Regions from separate parts of the Homo sapiens genome. Here region 1 is linked to region 2. The links are chromatin loops, found by intact Hi-C in ENCODE. Cell type or tissue: ovary. All regions are shown on one strand. Links, peaks and the distances in the headings refer to the core of each region. The heading gives the core; the rest is flanking DNA. Region 1 overlaps PRKAR1B (protein kinase cAMP-dependent type I regulatory subunit beta). Region 2 overlaps DNAAF5 (dynein axonemal assembly factor 5).

Region 1 (8,327 bases), core at 83-8,082, 64 kb after region 2:
AGTCCTCTCCACCGAATTCCCCCTCAAATGTTTTTATAAAAACGTAGTTGTAGGCCAGATACGGTGGCTTATACCTGTAATCCCAGCATTTGGAAGGTCGAGGTGGGAAGATCACTTGAGGTCAGGAATTCGACCTTGTCTCTCAAAAACATTTAAAAAGTTTGCTGGGTGTGGTGGCACCTGCTTGTGGTCCCAGCTACCCAGGGGCTGAGGTGGGAGGATCACTTGAGCCCAGGAGTTTGAGGCTGTGGTGAACCATGATCACACCACTGCACTCCAGCCTGGGCAACAGAGCGAAACCCTGTCTCAGAAATACATACACACGGCTGGGTGCAGTGGCTCACGCCTGTAATCCCAGCACTTTGGGAGGCTGAGGTGGGCAGATCACGAGGTCAGGAGATCGAGACCATCCTGGCTAACACAGTGAAACCGCGTCTCTACTAAAAATACAAAAAATTAGCCGGGCGAGGTGGCAGGCGCCTGTAGTCCCAGCTACTCAGGAGGCTGAGGCAGGAGAATGGCGTGTACCTGGGAGGTGGAGCTTGCAGTGAGCCAGGATGGCGCCACTGCACTCTAGCCTGGGCGACAGCGAGACTCCGTCTCAAAAAAAAAAAAAAAAAAAGAAATACATACACACACACATGCATACACACATGCATACACACACATACATACATGCATACGTGGATACATACGTACATAAGTCTTAGTTGCAGTCACGTTATAGATGCAATTCGTATTTTGTATTTTTCATTTTTTATATATTCTTTAAAGACCTCTCTTTAAGTGACTGCATAATGTTATACTAAGGTTTTTCAACCTTTCCTCCGTGAGTGAATGGACAATTGAGTTGTTTCCTTTTTTTTTTTTTTTTTTTTTTTTTTTAGTATTAAATATTGGGGCTGGTGGGTGCGGTGGCTCACACCTGTAATCCCAGCAATTTAGGAGGCCGAGGCAGGTGGATCATGAGGTCAGGAGTTTGAGACCACCTTGACCAACACAGTGAAACCCCGTCTCTACTAAAAATACAAAAATTAGCCGGGTGTGGTGGCACGCACCTGTAATCCCAGCTACTCAGGAGGCTGAGGCAGGAGAATTGGCTTGAACCCGGGAGGTGGAGGTTGCAGTGAGCAAAGATGCGTCACTGCACTCTGGCCTGGGCGACAGAGGGAGACTCCGTCTCAGAAAAAAAAAAAAAAAAAATTGGGGCCGGGCACAGTGACTCATGCCTGTAATCCCAGCACTTTGGGAGGCCCAGGAGGGTGGATCGCTTGCACACAGGAGTTGGAGACCAGCCTGGCCAACGTGGTGAAACCCCATCTCTACTAAAAATACAAAAATTAACTGGGCGTGGTGGCATGTGCCTGTAATCCCAACTACTTGGGAGGCTGAGGCGGGAGAATTGTTTGAACCAGGGAGGCGGAGGTTGCAGTGAGCTGATTGCAACACTGCCCTCCAGTCTGGGCAACAGAGCGAGAGTCTGTCTCAAAAATAAATAAATTTTTTAAAAAAGTATATGGGAGGATGTGTGTAGGTTACATGCAAATATGACACCATTTTATATCAGGGACTTCAGCATCCATGGGTTCTGGTTATCCTTAGAGATTCTAGAACCATCTCCCATGGATACCAGGGGATGACTGTACCACACACCGGGCATCTTAAACAGAAATGTCTCCTCCCACAGTTCTGGAGGCTGAAAGTCTGAGATCAAGGTGTATTGGGATGGCTCCTTCTGGGTCTGTGTGGGAGAAGGAGATCTTAGGTGGTCCAGGCTGGAAGTCCGAGATCGAGGTGTATTGGGATGGCTCCTTCTGGGTCCGTGTGGGAGAAGGTTCTATGTCTCCCCCGGCTCTGGGTGGTTCTGGCGATTTTGGGTGGTCCGGGCTGGAAGTCCGAGATTGAGGTGTATTGGGATGGCTAATTCTGGGTCCGTGTGGGATAAGGTTCTGTGTCTCCCCTGGCTCTGGGTGGTGCTGGTGATCATCTTGGGTGGTCCAGGCTGGAAGTCTGAGATCAAGGTGTGGTGGGATGGCTCCTTCTGGGTCCGTGTGGGAGAAGGTTCTGTGTCTCCCCCGGCTCCAGGTGGTGCTGGTGATCATCTTGGGTGGTCCAGGCTGGAAGTCTGAGACCAAGGTGTGGTGGGATGGCTCCTTCTGGGTCCATGTGGGAGAAGGTTCTGTGTCTCCCCCAGCTCCGGGTGGTGCTGGCGATTGTGGGTGGTCCAGGCTGGTAGACGCATCGCGGGTCCTGCCTTCATCTTCACATGGTGTTCTGCCCCCTGACAGTGTCTGTGTCCAGATTTCCCCTTCTCATAGGGACACTAGTCATCCTGGACCAAGGCCACCCCAATGACCTCTTGTAACTTCCTCACCTCCGTCAAGACCCTGCCTCCAAGTAAGGTCAACTTCTGAGGTTCTGAGGTTCTGAGGTTCTGAGGTTAGGACTCCAGAATGTCTATTTCTGGGGACACGATTCACGGATCCCAGCGGCCTTCTTGGGCGTGGGCAGGGCAATTTTTCTCAGGCCTTCCTCCAACAGCAAGCCTTTGCTGAGTGAAAATAGCAGGTTGCAAGACAGGATCTATGGTACAATTCCATTTTTGTCGAAAGGGTTGCCGACAATAATGTGTTATATGCAAAGAAAAAAATCTGAGGGGCGTCCGCCAAAATGTTGAAAAGAGTGGCGTCTCAGGGCACGATTGCAGGTGATTTTTGTTTGTTTTCTGCAGTAGCTGATAGGGACAGGCATTGGGGAGCTTTAGTGAAGTCTTTGAAGTTGCATGCGTGTTCTACATGTGGGTGCGTTTAACTGGGAAGAATTCCTCTTAGCTTGCGATGGATTCTCAAATGGAGCTGAGATCCCCAAATATAAACCAGCTAACAGGGCCCTAAAATTCCATGGAGTCTCATTTCCTGCTGCGTGTTCTGGACCAGTGAGGTGCTGTGGAATGTTTACAATAGAACCGGGAAGTGTGCCTCTGGGTAGGGCGGCAGCCCTGGTGGAGAGGGTGAGGTCTGGGCCACCCCCTCGAGGCCAGCCAGGGCTGAGTGGAGGGCAGAAGCCCCTGATGGAGGATTTTTCTTCACTTGTATCCCAAGCAGGGTGCATGTTTGTGAGGCTTTCATAAAGCACCTGGGATAAAACACAGGCCAGCAGGGATGGCCCAGCTCTTGGAGTGCCGTCCGGGCTGGGCCTCTGGTGCTCTGGCCTTCGTGAGTGAGTTCTTCTGTGGTGGAGACTTAAGCAGATAAAATATTCCTTATTTGGGCCGGGCGCGGTGGCTCATGCCTGTAATCCCAGCACTTTGGGAGGCTGAGGCGGGCGGATCACGAGGTCAGGAGATCGAGACCATTCTGGCTAACACAGTGAAACCCTGTCTCTACTAAAAAAAAAAAAAAAAAAAAATTAGCTGGGCATGGTGGCGGGTGCCTGTAGTCCCAGTGAGAGGCTGAGGTAGGAGAATTGCTTGAACCCAGGAGGTAGAGGTTGCAGTGAGCCCAGATCGCGCCACTGCACTCTAGCCTGGGTGATAGAGCGAGACTCCGTCTCAAAAAAAAAAAAAAAAAAATTCCTTATTTGATGGCAAAACACAGCGTGGGAGTTTCCCCAGCAAGATGTGATCTTTCCGAAGATTATCCAAAATGACACCATCAATCTTCTTTTTTGAGACAGGGTCTGGCTCTGTTGTCCAGGCTAGAGTACAGTGGTATGATTTCAGCTCACTGCAACCTCCACCTCTCAGGCTCAAGCCATCTTCCCACCTCAGCTTCCTGAGTAGCTGGGAGTACCGGTGCCCACCACCATGCCTGGCTAATTTTTGTATTTTTTGTGGAGACGGGATTTCGCCATGTTGCCCAGGCTGGTCTTGAACTCCTGAGCTCAAGCGGTCCTCCCCACTCGGCTTCCCAAAGTGCTGGGGTTATAGATGTGAGCCACCACGCCCGGCTCATCTGTTTTTCTTTTCGAGACAGAGTTTTACTCTTGTTGCCCAGGCTGGAGAGCAGTGGCACAGTCTCAGCTCACTGCAACCTCTGCCTCCTGGGTTCAAGCAATTCTCCTGCCTCAGCCTCCCGAGTAGCTGGGATTACAGGCGCCTGCCACCACGCCCGGCTAATTTTATATTTTCAGTAGAGACGGGGTTTCAGCACGTTGGTCAGTGTGGTCTTGAACTCCTGACCTCAGGTGATCCACCTGCCTCGGCCTCCCAGTGTGTTGGGATTAGAGACGTGAGCCACAGTGCCCGCCTCATCTGTGTTTTTCTGCATCAACAGGTCCTGCATTTTTATTGCCGGCAGTGTTCTGTTGCATAGATGGATTGCAGCTTGTCTGTCCTGTACCCTGTCTAGGAACACTTGGATCCTTTCCAGTTTTTGCCAACTACAAATAAAGCTGCTATAAATATTCGTCTTACAGGTTTTTAATGTGGAAGTAGGTTTTTATTTCACTTGAGTAAATATTTAGTAGTGAGATTCCTGGGTCATAGGGTAAGTGTATGTTTATAAGAAACTGCCAAACTGTTTTCCAGAATGTCTGTCCTATCTCGTGTTCCAAGCAGCCGTGATTCTTGTTCCTCAGTATCGGCAGCCTTTGATACTGTCAGTTTTAAAAAACGTTTAGCCATTCTAATAGGTATATGGTGGCACCTAAAATGTTTTTTTTTTTCTTTTTTCTTTTTTTTTTTTTTAATTGAGACAGAGTCTTGCTCTGTCACCCAGGCTGGAGGGCAATGGCGTGATCTCGGTTTACTGCAGCCTCTGCTCCCCGCGTTCAGGTGATTTTCAAGCGATTTTCCTGCCTCAGCCTCCCGGATAGCTAGGATTACAGGCATGTGCCACCATGCCTAGCTAGTTTTTGTATTTTTAGTAGAGATGGGGTTTCACCATGTTGGCCAGGTTGGTCTTGAACTCCTGACCTCAGATGCTCCACCCGCCTCAGCCTCCCAAAGTGCTGGGATTACAGGCGTGAGCCACTGCGCCCGGCCCTAAAGTGGTTTTATTTTACATTTCCTGATGACTAAAGTTGTTGAGGATGTTTTCATACGCTTATTTTCCACTCAAATATCTTCTTTGGTGAAGTGTCTGTTCATGTATTTTGTCCATTTTTCTTATTAGGTTGTCTGTTTTCTTACTACTGAGTTTCAGAATTTTTTATAAACTGTCAGATATTTAATTTACAAAATATTTTCTTCTAGTATGTGGCTTGTTTATTTATTTATTTACTCCGAGACAGAGTCTTGCTTTGTTGACCAGGCTGGAGTGCAGTGGTGCGATCTTAGCTCACTGCAACCCGCCCCTCCTGGGTTCAAGTGATTCTCCTGCCTCAGCCTCCCGAGTAGCTGGGATTACAGGCATCGCGCCTGGCTCATTTTTGTATTTTTGGTGGGGACGGGATTTCACCATGTTGGACAGGCTGCTCTCGAACTCCTGACCTCAAGTGATCCACCCGCCTCGGCCTCCCAAAGCGCTGGGATTACAGGCGTGAGCCACCGCACCCGGCCATAGTTTGTGTATTTCAAGGCATTGTTCCGTTTCATTTAAGTTGTTACATTTATCAATATAGAGTAATATTACCTCATCCTTTTAATGTCTGTAGTGTTTGTATTATTTCATTCCTGAGGTGGTTTTCTGAGATGGTTTTCATTCCTGAGACGGTAATTTCTGGCTTTTCTTTTTTGCTTGATCAGTCTGGCTAGAAGTTTATCAATTTTACTGATCTTTTCAAAGAGTTAGATTTTAATTTCATCGATTTTGTCTATTTTTGTTTAGATTTTATCTGTTTCTCCTCTTATTTTTATTATTTCATTTCTTCTTCAGTCTTTGGGTTTTATCTGTTCTTCATAAAATTTCTTAAGGTGAAATTTTAGATGATTAAGGCTTTTTATCTGATAGAAATATATAATGCTACAGATTTTTCTCTAAAGCACTGTTCTAACTATATTTCACAGATTTTGATGTGCTGTATTTTCATTTTCTATTTAGCTCAAAATATTTTCCATTTTACCTTGAGATTTCCTCTTTGGTTCATCTTATTTAGAAATTTGTTGTCTAATTTCCAAATATTTGGGGATTTTTTTGATATCTCTCTGTTATTTATTTCTAGTTTAATTTCATTATGGTCAGGGAACATAGCTTATATGGTTTTGAATCTTTATTTTGTTAAGGTGTGGTTTATGGCTGATCATATGCTTTATCTTGGTGAATATCACACGTGCCCTTAGAAACACTGTGTGCTGCTGTTGGGTGCTGTGTTCTGGAAATGTTGGTTAGGTCTGGTTGTTTGAGGGGTTGTTCAGGTTAGGGTCTTTTGCATTCCTGCTGATTTTTTTTTTTTTTTTTGAGACAGAGTCTTGCTCTGTTGCCCAGGCTGGAGTGCAGTGACGTGATCTCGGCTCACTCCAAGCTCCACCTCCCGGGTTCGTGCCATTCTCCTGCCTCAGCCTCCCAAGTAGCTGGGACTACAGGCGTCTGCCACCACGCCCAGCTAATTTTTTGTGTGTTTTTAGTAGAGATGGGGTTTCACTGTGTTAGCCACAGGAGATCGATGGTCTCGATCTCTTGACCTCGTGATCCACCCACCTCAACCTCCCAAAGTGGTGGGATTACAGGCATGAGCCACTGCACCTGGCCCATTCTTGCTGATTCTTTTTGGCCCCTTGCTATACCTACTACCAAAGAACAGCATTGAAACTTCCAATTATAATTTGTCTGTGTCTCCTTTAATTCTATCAGTTTTTGCTTTATGTGTTTTGGAGCTCTGTTATTAGTTGCATATACATTTGGGATTGCTATGTTTTCATGTGAATAAACCCTCTTATCATTATTCGATGTTTCTCTTTGTTCCTGGTAATTTTCATTGTTCTGAAGTCTGCTTTATCTGATATTAATACAGCCACATTATTAGGATTTGTGTGATTAATCTTTTTCTATCCTCTTATTTTAGCTATATCAGTAAAGTGTGTGTCTTATAGATAGCATATACTTGGTTTTCTTTTTTTATATGATTTGACAGTTTCTGTCTTTTAATTGGTGTGTTTAGATTATCCACTTTTTAAAAAGAAAATACTGTTTATTACTATATATGTAGTACATATAGTATATATAGTATAGTATATATTATGATGCATCTTTATTTATTTATTTATGTATTTATTTATTTACTTATTTTTTTGAGACGGAGTCTTGCCCCGTTTGCCCAGGCTGGAGTGCAGTGGCACAATCTCCGCTCACTGCGAGCTCCGCCTCCTGGGTTCACACCATTCTCCTGCCTCAGCCTCCCGAGTAGCTGGGACTACAGGCACCTGCCACCACACCCGGCAAATTTTTTGTATTTTTAGTAGAGACAGGGTTTCACCGTGTTAGCCAGGATGGTCTCGATCTCCTGACCTCGTGATCCGCCTGCCTCGGCCTCCCAAAGTGCTGAGATTACAGGTGTGAGCCCCACGCCCAGCCTATGATGCATCTTAATATGATTTTCTTTGAGTTTGTCTGGTTTCCCTTTGCAAATCTTGATGTTAATTTATGTCCTTCAAGAAATTTGGCAAGTTTTCAACCATTATTTTTTAAGATGGTTACTTTTATATATCTTACCTCATGTATAGATCATGTACATTTAATGTAATTATTGATATGGTTGGATTTAGGTCTACCATTTAATTATTTTTCTATTTGTTTTCTCTGTTTTTTTTCCTATGTTTCTTTTTTCCTTCCTTCTTTTAGATTATTTGATTATTTTTTAGTACTTACTGTCTTTTTTACTGTTTTTCTTTAAGTGATTGCTATAGGCATTATAATATACATACATAACTTTACACAGACTTTTTAGAGTTGATATTTTACCATTTCAAGTAAAACATACAAGTTTTCCATCACATAGGCCCATTTACCTTCCCCTTATTATTTCTGGTTGTTGTACGTATCATCTTTACACATGTTGAACTTTCCCCCACTCCCTTGACAATGTTATAATTTTTACTTTTAACACTTTCACGTATTTTCAGTAATTTAAGAGGGGCAAATAGTCTAGAAGATGTACCTGGGTATTTCCCATTTCTGTCACTCTTCCGTGGTTCCTGAAGTGTTTTTCTTTCCCTCTGTGATCATTTCCCCCACCAGCCTGAAGAACTCGCTTTAGCATTCCTCTTAGAGCAGGATTGCTGGTGACAGATTCTCAGTTTCCTTCATCTGAGAATCTCTCTGGTTTGCCTTCATTCCTGAAGGACAAGGACATGTTTACAGATACAGGATTCTGAGTGGAGAGTGATTTTATTTCAGCAGTTTAAAGATGTCTTCCCATTGTTCTTTATGGTTTCTGATGACAAATCAGCC
Region 2 (8,327 bases), core at 311-8,310:
CCCAGAGGCAGGACACGGCAGCCGTGCGGATGGCCGCGGCTGTCCTCCCCGCATGCCACTGCAGATTGGGGGCCAGGATGTCCTTTGTCACCGTCTCGAGGTAGCTGGGAAACTGCCTGGAACCGGAACGGAGAGGGTGGATGAGGAGACCGGACAGGTGCTCGGAAGAAACGTTTCAGACTAGGGATGAATGGGGCTGAGGGGGGAGCCAAACAGGAAAACGAACTCGACCCCAAAACACGAGGCCCCTCCTCCTCTCAGGAGCTGCTTCTCAGTGCGAATTGGGAGGTTCCTCCAGGCCCAACCCTACCGGGGAGACAGGGGTGCCTGTGCCCCTGGCCTCTCCTGCGGCCCGCGTAGGTCCTGTTCTCCAGAGGCGAGCCAGAGGCCCTGGGCCGAGGGTGCACTTTCAGCCCCTCGCCGCTCCTAGCTTCAAAAGGAGGCCTGAGTGACGCCTGGGCTAGGGCAGGTGCGGTGGTGTCGGCAGCACCCAGTGAGCCCCTTTCCCATCTGCATCCCTCCCCCAGAAAAAGGCCAAGTCTCTCCAGCCACAGAACCCTCTGTCCAGCAAGGACAGTCGCTGCGGCTTCACAGAGGCGGGATGGGAGGGCCACAGGCGCGGTCCGGGGACCCAAGGGCCACAGCTCAGAGAGACGGGCAGTTCCCACCCTGTCGGCGACTTCGTCCTGATGGTGACCAGTCAGGTCAAAGTGCCACCAAGACAAACTCAAAGCAAAATGACACACTCATTAGTGACATCCCAACACCACGGTATGTTTCAAAGGTGGCTCTGGTCTCCAAGACCAGCTCCACAGCCCGCAGCCCTCCAGCGTCCGTGAAGCCTGCACAGCGTCCCTTCCTCTTCTGGAGGCGCCACCGGCTTGCTCCTGGCAGGGGCCATGTTGGGACCAGCCAGGTAGATGAGCAGATGTGGAAAGTGACGTTGGTGTGGTGTGATTTACACGCATTCCGCGAGGTTTCTGGCGTGGGTTCGTTTTTAAGCAGAGCTGCCATTTTCGGCACCGTGACTTGCAAGAGGGCTCTCTGGAATGAACGAACCCAGCGCCTGCTCCATGGTCACCACATGAAATGGCCTGGAAGTCCTGGCCTTCAGGGTGTGGGGTCCAAGTGTGGGCCAGGCGTGCCACACGGGCGCCACCTAGGAGTGCTTAGGTTTTTTTAAATTTTTTTTTTTTTTTTTTTAATTTTGGGGTGAAGGATACTCAGCCTGTGTCTGACAGAAGCTCCATCAGAACTTCTGGGCATTGATCAGAACCACCATCGAACCACTGAATGAGGCACGTTCCTTTTTTTTGAGACAAAGTCTCGCTCTTGCTGCCCAGGCTGGAGTGAAATGGCGCAATCTCCGCTCACTGCAACCTCTGCCTCCCAGGTTCAAGTGATTCTCCTGCCTCAGCCTCCTGAGTAGCTGGGATCACAGGCACTTGCCACCATGCACTGGGGCCGGGTACAGCCAGGCCTGCAGGACCCCAAGACACTATAGTCCACGGGCAGCAGGGCTGGGCACAGCCAGACCCACAGGACCCGAAGACGCTGCAGAGCCGGGGAACGAGGGGCCCAGCGGCTGGTGCTCCGGGTTCCCTGCCCGAGCACATTCCTATTCACAGAGGGACTCGAGGTCCACTGTGGGGCTTGACTTCCAGAAACGGTGCAGCCTCAAAGCCAGGAGCCTCTTGCCCTGAACTCGCAGCCACTTCTCTGGAGCTTCTGTCAGACGCAGGCTGAGCATCCTTCACTTCAGAATGCAAAGTGCTCCAGGGTCTGACCATATCTGAGCACTGACATGATGCTCAAATGAAATACTCACTGGAGCATTTTGGATTTCTGAAGTTCGGATTAGGGATGCTCTACAATGCAATTACTACAGAATTTTAAGAAAACCTAAACACAACTAGTCCCGAGTGTCCCAGGTAAGACACAGAAAGCCTGTGGGAGGCAGCCCTGAGAACCTCTCATGATTCATGGTGTCCAAGGTGGAGACACCATGGCAGACGCAGCCCTCAGCCCTCTTGGGCACCCGCACAGCAGGGACCTGCGTACAGCCGGCGCTCACAGCTGCGGTCAGCAGGAAGGTGCTCTGCGCAGACGATGGTCAGTGGCGACTCCCCGCCCACCATTTCTACTTCAGCAGAGCCAACTTGCTATTTCATGATTCTAAAAATAAAAACCAAACGGATAAAAAAAAAAATCTTTCCTATTAAAATAGCTAGTAAGTTCATTAAAATCACTGCCATCTGAACACTTTACTTCTCTTGACGCCAACCGCCTTCCACAAGACGTTGTTAGGCGCACTTTCTTTGGGAACTCAGCCCAGATGTGGAAACTGTGCTCTGCAGAGTTAACTGTTCCTGGGCAGAACCTGCCCAGCGGTTCCTCCCAAAATACAGCCGAGTGTGAGTTCCAGAGGGAAGGGCCTGGACCCTGCTGTGTTATCTGCATGGCATCTACACAAATATCAGCCTGCAAGCTGGACAGCTGCCACGGCTCTCGGTTCATATCTTTCTATGGTCCGTTCTAAGCCCTGAAGTCTTTGAAGACAAGCAGGAAACAAAATTTCCTGCAGTACGACAGGCGGGCTGAGGCCCGAGAGCAGAGATGAGGGTCATGAAGGAGAAAAGTCTGAGCGCCTGGACTCTTTCCACATGAGGCTCTGGTGTGTGAACTGCTTTCCGCTTTGACAGATGTGCTGCTGGGGCGGGTCCCGGTGCTGACGCAGCCCAGATCCAGCCGCACAGGCGGGGGTAGGACCCAGCTGACGGCACCTTTTGCTCTGAGCAAAGTAAGTGGCAGGGCCCTAAGAGCTGCCTCAGCAGTGGCACCCGGGCGGGGCCTCTTCCTCCACTGTCCCTCCCAGTGCTCCTAGAGGGCACCCATGCTTCTTGCCCTTACTTCAAAGCCGTACACCTGGAGGCCCTAGACCCTCGGGGTCTTAATGCCACCTAAAAGTTGTCTTAGATAACAAAGAGGTATTTTTACCACTTTGACCATCAATAGAAATTCAATCAGTTGTTTGTTAGGTTTGAAAAGTGCCCAAAGGCTTTTAAAACAGAGAACAGCTAATACATAAGCCATTAACAGTTAATGTTCCCTAAAACTTTTTCATTCACTGGAATTTTAATGACCACACGGAGATGACTTTGACTTAGTGCTTCTCTGTGCATTCCCTGCCGAGAGCTTGTGTTTACCCAGTGAGGATGGACTAGCTGCTTCCAGGCCAGTTAAGCTCAGGGGTCACTGCACACGCCCACCTCAGACTTGGTGTGGGGAACCCTCACCCAGAGTGCTGTGGGGGAGGGAGGTGGGGACCCCCGGCCCACCTTAGACTCGGCGTGGGGGAGGGAGGTGGGGACCCCCGGCCCACCTTTGACTCAGTGTGGGGGAGGGAGATGGGGAACCCCTTGCGCAGTGCAGTGTTGGGGAAGGAGGTGGGAACCCCCTTGCTCAGTGAGCTGTTGGGGAGGGAGATGGGGACCCCTGGCCCAGGCCCCAGCTGGGGGCCGTGCAGAGGCAGAGCCCGGACCTACCCCTGGGAGTTGATGGTGTCCGTGGCTCTGAGCAGCACGGTGGACAGGATGGAGAACAGCTTCAGGCGCATCTGCGGGTCTTGGGAGGGCTGCAGACAGGCCCTCAGCGTGGGCACGACGTGTGGCAGGGCTTCTCCCAGGGCAGGGCCTGTAAGACACAACAGAGGCTCCTGTGCACGGCCCTCAGGAGACGGGAGGAGGCCCCATCCAGCACAGGCCCAGGCTCAGGCGCTCCCACCTGGGAGAGGGCACTATCGGCCACCACCTCCCCGCTTCCTCTTTCTCAATCAGTAAGGTGATTATCACAGAAAAGCAGCAGAAAATTTTAACCCCCCAAAATCACGTTTTTCCATATGAAAACCTATTTGGTCAGGCATGGTGGCTCATGCCTATAATCCCAGCACTTTGGGAGGCCAAGGAGGGAGGATCACCTGAGGTCCAGAGTTTGAGACCAGCCTGGTCAACATGGTGAAACCCCATCTCCACTAAAAATACAAAAATTACCCTAGCATGGTGGCATATACCTGTAGTCCCATCTACTTGGGAGGCTGAGGCAGGAGAATCACTTGAACCTGGGAGGTGGAGGTTGCAGTGAGCCGAGATCGTGCCACTGCACTCCAGCCTGGGTGACAAAGTGAGACTATGTCTCAAAAAAACAAAAACAAAAACAAAACCTGGACGTGGTGGCTCACGCCTATAATTCCAGCACTTTGGAAAGCCAAGATGGGTGACCTGAGGTCACCTGAGGTCGGGAGTTCGAGACCAGCCTGACCAACATGGAGAAAAATCCCATCTCTACTAAAAATACAAAATTAGCTGGGCGTGGTGGTGGGCGCCTGTAATCCCAGCTGCTTGACTGCTTGAACCCGTGAGGCGGAAGTTGCGGTGAGCTGAGATCGCACTATTGCACTCCAGCCTGGGCACCAAGAGCAAAACTCCATCTCAAAAACAAAACAACCTTCCATTTTTCTTAAACTTTTCTAAATTTTTTTGAAAAATTAAAGTCAAGCAATAGTTGAAACAACGACCAAAATCAATTGTTTCAGTGAAAGAACTTCTTTAATATCTGCTTCTCAGCGTTGCAGCCCTCACCCCGCCCACACTCAGGGCCAAGCTCCTGCACCGTGGCTGCTCTCCGGTGGGCGCGAGGCTTGGGCGCCTGCACTGTGCATCCTACGCCCCAAGGGGTCCCCACTGCAGTAGGGCCGCCCCGCCTCCCTGTAAGTCTCCATGAATGACAGGGCAAGGACAGCTCTGAGAGTCCCTGCAGCGTCTCCTGCCAGGCTCAGCCTGCAGGCCCAGGAGCTGAAGGCTCAGGGTGGGGACTGGGTTGGGGCCGCAGAAGGAGGCGCTCTGGCCCCGGGCCAGTGTAGAGGGAGCGTCCACTGGCTTATCCAAGCAACTGTGAGTCACCTTGAGCCGTTGCTGGGGACCTCGCGATGTGAGCCTTCTCCCTGGCGCCGCCAGTCATCAGAGCAGGCTGCTCGGTAGTGGACTGAGACCCCCGCACCTGCCCTTGCCACACGGAGACGCAATGTACTCGCTGCTCTGGCTCGAAGTCAGGCCTCGCGGTGAGACCAGCTGGTGTCTTGGAGGGCCTCCCCACGCAGCCGGGCAGGAGGCGTTGCACCGAAGCTGCTGGGACGCCTGACTTGAGCCTCCCGCCAGAGCACGAGTCTTGGGCCAAGTGCCGCCCTGCCACGAGAACCACGCTGCTTCTGACCCAGTTTCTGACTGTTTCACCCTCTCTACATCTTAAACTGGAAACAAGACAGTGTTTCTGGCTTAAAAACAAAAAGAAAACAGCCAAATGTCCACAGGTCAAGTCCAACTCCTGGGATGGGAAAAAGAAGCACGCTGACGGGTGAGCCACTTGCTGTCAAGAATGTTCAAACCTGACGCCTGGGCCACGTGTCTGCCTTCCCAGCATGAGCGCTCCTGCTTGCAGCACGGACACTTCTGCCCGGGCCACCCATCTGCCTTCCCAGCATGAGCGCTCCTGCTCGAGGTAGGCGTGGACACTTCCGCCTGGGCCACGTGTCTGCCCTCCCAGCACTAGCGCTCCTGCTTGCAGCACGGACACTTCCACTGGACCACTTGTCTGCCCTCCCAGCGCGAGCTCCTGCTCGCTGCACGGACACTTCCGCCCGGACCACGTGTCTGCCCTCCCAGCCGGAGCGCCCACTCGCAGCACAGACACTTCCGCCCGGACCACGTGTCTTCCCTCCCAGTGTGAGCTGCGGCTCACAGCACAGACACTTCCGCCAGGATCACGTGTCTGCCCTCCCAGCGAGAGCTCCTGCTCGCAGCACGGACACTTCCGCCCAGACCACGTGTCTCCCCTCCCAGCGCTAGCTCCTCCTCGCAGCACGGACACTTCCGCCCTGATCACGTGTCTCCCCTCCCAGTGCGAGCTCCTGCTGCAGCATGGACACTTCCGCCTGGACCACGTGTCTGCGCTCCCAGCCGCGAGCGCTCGCAGCATGGACACTTCCGCCCAGATCACCTGTCTCCGCTCCCAGCGCGAGCTCCCGCTCGCTGCACGGACACTTCCGCCCGGACCACGTGTCTGCCCTCCCAGCGCCAGCTCCTGCTCGCTGCAAGGACACTTCCGCCCGGGCCACGTGTCTACCTTCCAAGCACGAGCGCTCCTGCTGGCGGACACTTCTGCCCGGAGCCACGTGTCCGCCCTCCCAGCACTAGCGCTCCTGCTTGCAGCAGGGACACTTCCACCGGACCATGTGTCTGCCCTCCCAGCGTGAGCTCCTGCTCGCAGCAGGGACACTTCCACCCGGACCACGTGTCTGCCCTCCCAGCGGGAGCTCCTGCTGGCAGCACGGACACTTCCGCCCGGATCACGTGTCTCCCCTCCCAGCGCCAGCTCCGCCTCGCAGCACGGACACTTCCGCCCTGATCACGTGTCTCCCCTCCCAGTGCGAGTTCCTGCTTGCAGCACGGACACTTCTGCACTGGCTTCACTTTCCCTCCATATCACACCACACCTGTCTTCCCATTTTGCTATAAAGGCTTAGGATAATTGTTTTTAATGGTTGCCAGAGCATTTCTTCTATGGAAATATCATTATGTATTTAACTTCGTATGAGGTATTTGGGTCACTTACAATTTCTATTAAATTATGCCCCGATGCATATTTTTGGGTGCATAGCTTTTTCCATAATTAGAATTGGAAGGATAGATTCTCATGAATGTGATTGCTGGATGAAAGGAGTGAAGACATTGGCAATTCCAGATGCGCAGCGTCCCACGGCTTTCCAAAAGCACCTTGGCACTCCCAGCTCAGCCACCCTAGGCAGCAGCTATTTCACTTAATTGGATAAATGAAGAAATGGGACCCTACAGTCTTTTTTTTTTTTTTTTTTGAGACCGAGTCTCGCTCTGTCGCCTAGGCTGGAGGGCAGTGGCACAGTCTCGGCTCACTGCAAGCCCCGTCTCCTGGGTTCACGCCATTGTCCTGCCTCAGCCTCCCGAGTAGCTGGGACCACAAGCGCCCGCCACCGCACCCAGCTAATTTTTTGTATTTTTAGTAGAGACGGGGTTTCATCATGTTAGCCAGGATGGTCTCGATCTCCTGACATCGGGATCTGCCTGCCTCGGCCTCCCAAAGTGCTGGGATTACAGGCGTGAGCCACCACGCCCAGCGGGACCCTACAGTCTTTAATTCATATTTCCTCATCACTAGAAGGGCTGGATAGTTCCCACTCTATTTGCTTATTAGTTGTATTAATTCTTTTTTATAAAATGTGGATATTTTGCCTGTTTGTTTGGGAGTTAATGCTTTTTGTTTTTTGGAATCATGGTCTCTCTCTGTTGTCCGGGCTGGAGTGCAGTGGTACAATCACAGCTCCCTGAAGCCTCAATTTCTGAGCTCACGTGAGCCTCCTTGCCTCAGCCTCTATCATCAGAGCAGGCTGCTCGGTTATGGACTCAGAGTGCTGAGATTATAGGCGTGAGCCACCGTGCCCAACTCTTAATGCTTTTGTTCTCATTTTGTGTCAGCTTTATGTAACAAAGATCTCACACTGTCATCCTTATTGCAAATATTTTCCTAAGTCTATGTTCCTTTTATTTTGGTTCAAATGTATATAGTCAAATCAATGTCTTTGTAGATCCCCCATCCTCTCAAAGTTTAGAAATTATCCCTTTCTGTATGTTTAAAATAATTAAAATTTAAAAGGTATCTTCCCATAGAACTTTTGTAAATGAGAAATTTAAAAATTTCTCCTATTAAAAAATTGTTTTAATCCTTTTGTCTTCTGTTTATTACAGTAGTGCATGCTCATTAGAGAAAGCTTAGAAAAACATAGAAAAAAATAAAGAAGAAAATAAAAATCATCTGTATTCCAAGGACACGATGTTGGAAATATTGTATTATATTTGAGGCTGTGCCCCCGACTCCCAAGAGCACCACACATGTGTGCGCTCAGATGGGGCTCAGAGAACATAATCATCATTGGGAAATGCAGTTTTAAACCAGGCATGGTGGCTTATGCCTGTTAATCCCAGCACTTTGGGAGGGTGAGGTGGGAAGACTGTTCGAGCCTAGGAGTTTGAGGTCAGCCTGGGCAACATAAAGAGACCCCATGTCTACAAAAAATACAAAAATTAGCCAGGCGTGGTAGTGGGTGCCTGTGGTCCCAGCTACTCAGGAGGCTGAGGCAGGAGGATCGCTTGAGCCCAGGAGTTCAAGACTAGCCTGGCAGCATATATGACCCCATTTCTAGAAAAACATACAGAAGTAGCCAGGTGGCGTATGCCTACAAT

What was found. Peaks named below come from ENCODE experiments on the same cell type or tissue, not always from the same donor. Only the 100,000 strongest peaks of a DNase experiment are listed, where the experiment ranks them.
Region 1: a loop joins it to region 2, with 5 times the contacts of the local background. A loop is called at or near these places in 2 of 110 quality-filtered maps.

Annotation. Positions count from the first base shown.
Region 1 is chr7:701,667-709,993 of GRCh38, reverse strand. All of the region lies in intron 2 of PRKAR1B (protein kinase cAMP-dependent type I regulatory subunit beta), which reads left to right. Among named protein-coding and RNA genes, the nearest start is that of DNAAF5, 21 kb to the left of the region's middle. In ovary, for the core only: no CTCF peak of the experiment used is centred there; no DNase peak of the experiment used is centred there.
Region 2 is chr7:765,837-774,163 of GRCh38, reverse strand. DNAAF5 (dynein axonemal assembly factor 5) reads right to left here. Exons shown (of 13, transcript NM_017802.4): 9 at 3,546-3,693; 10 at 1-116. Among named protein-coding and RNA genes, the nearest start is that of PRKAR1B, 43 kb to the right of the region's middle. RefSeq lists enhancers at 5,483-6,010, 5,460-6,659. In ovary, for the core only: no CTCF peak of the experiment used is centred there; DNase peaks (open chromatin) are centred at 1,543, 2,723, 5,093, 5,713 and 3 weaker places; H3K4me3 peaks cover 1,226 bases; H3K27ac peaks cover 4,797 bases.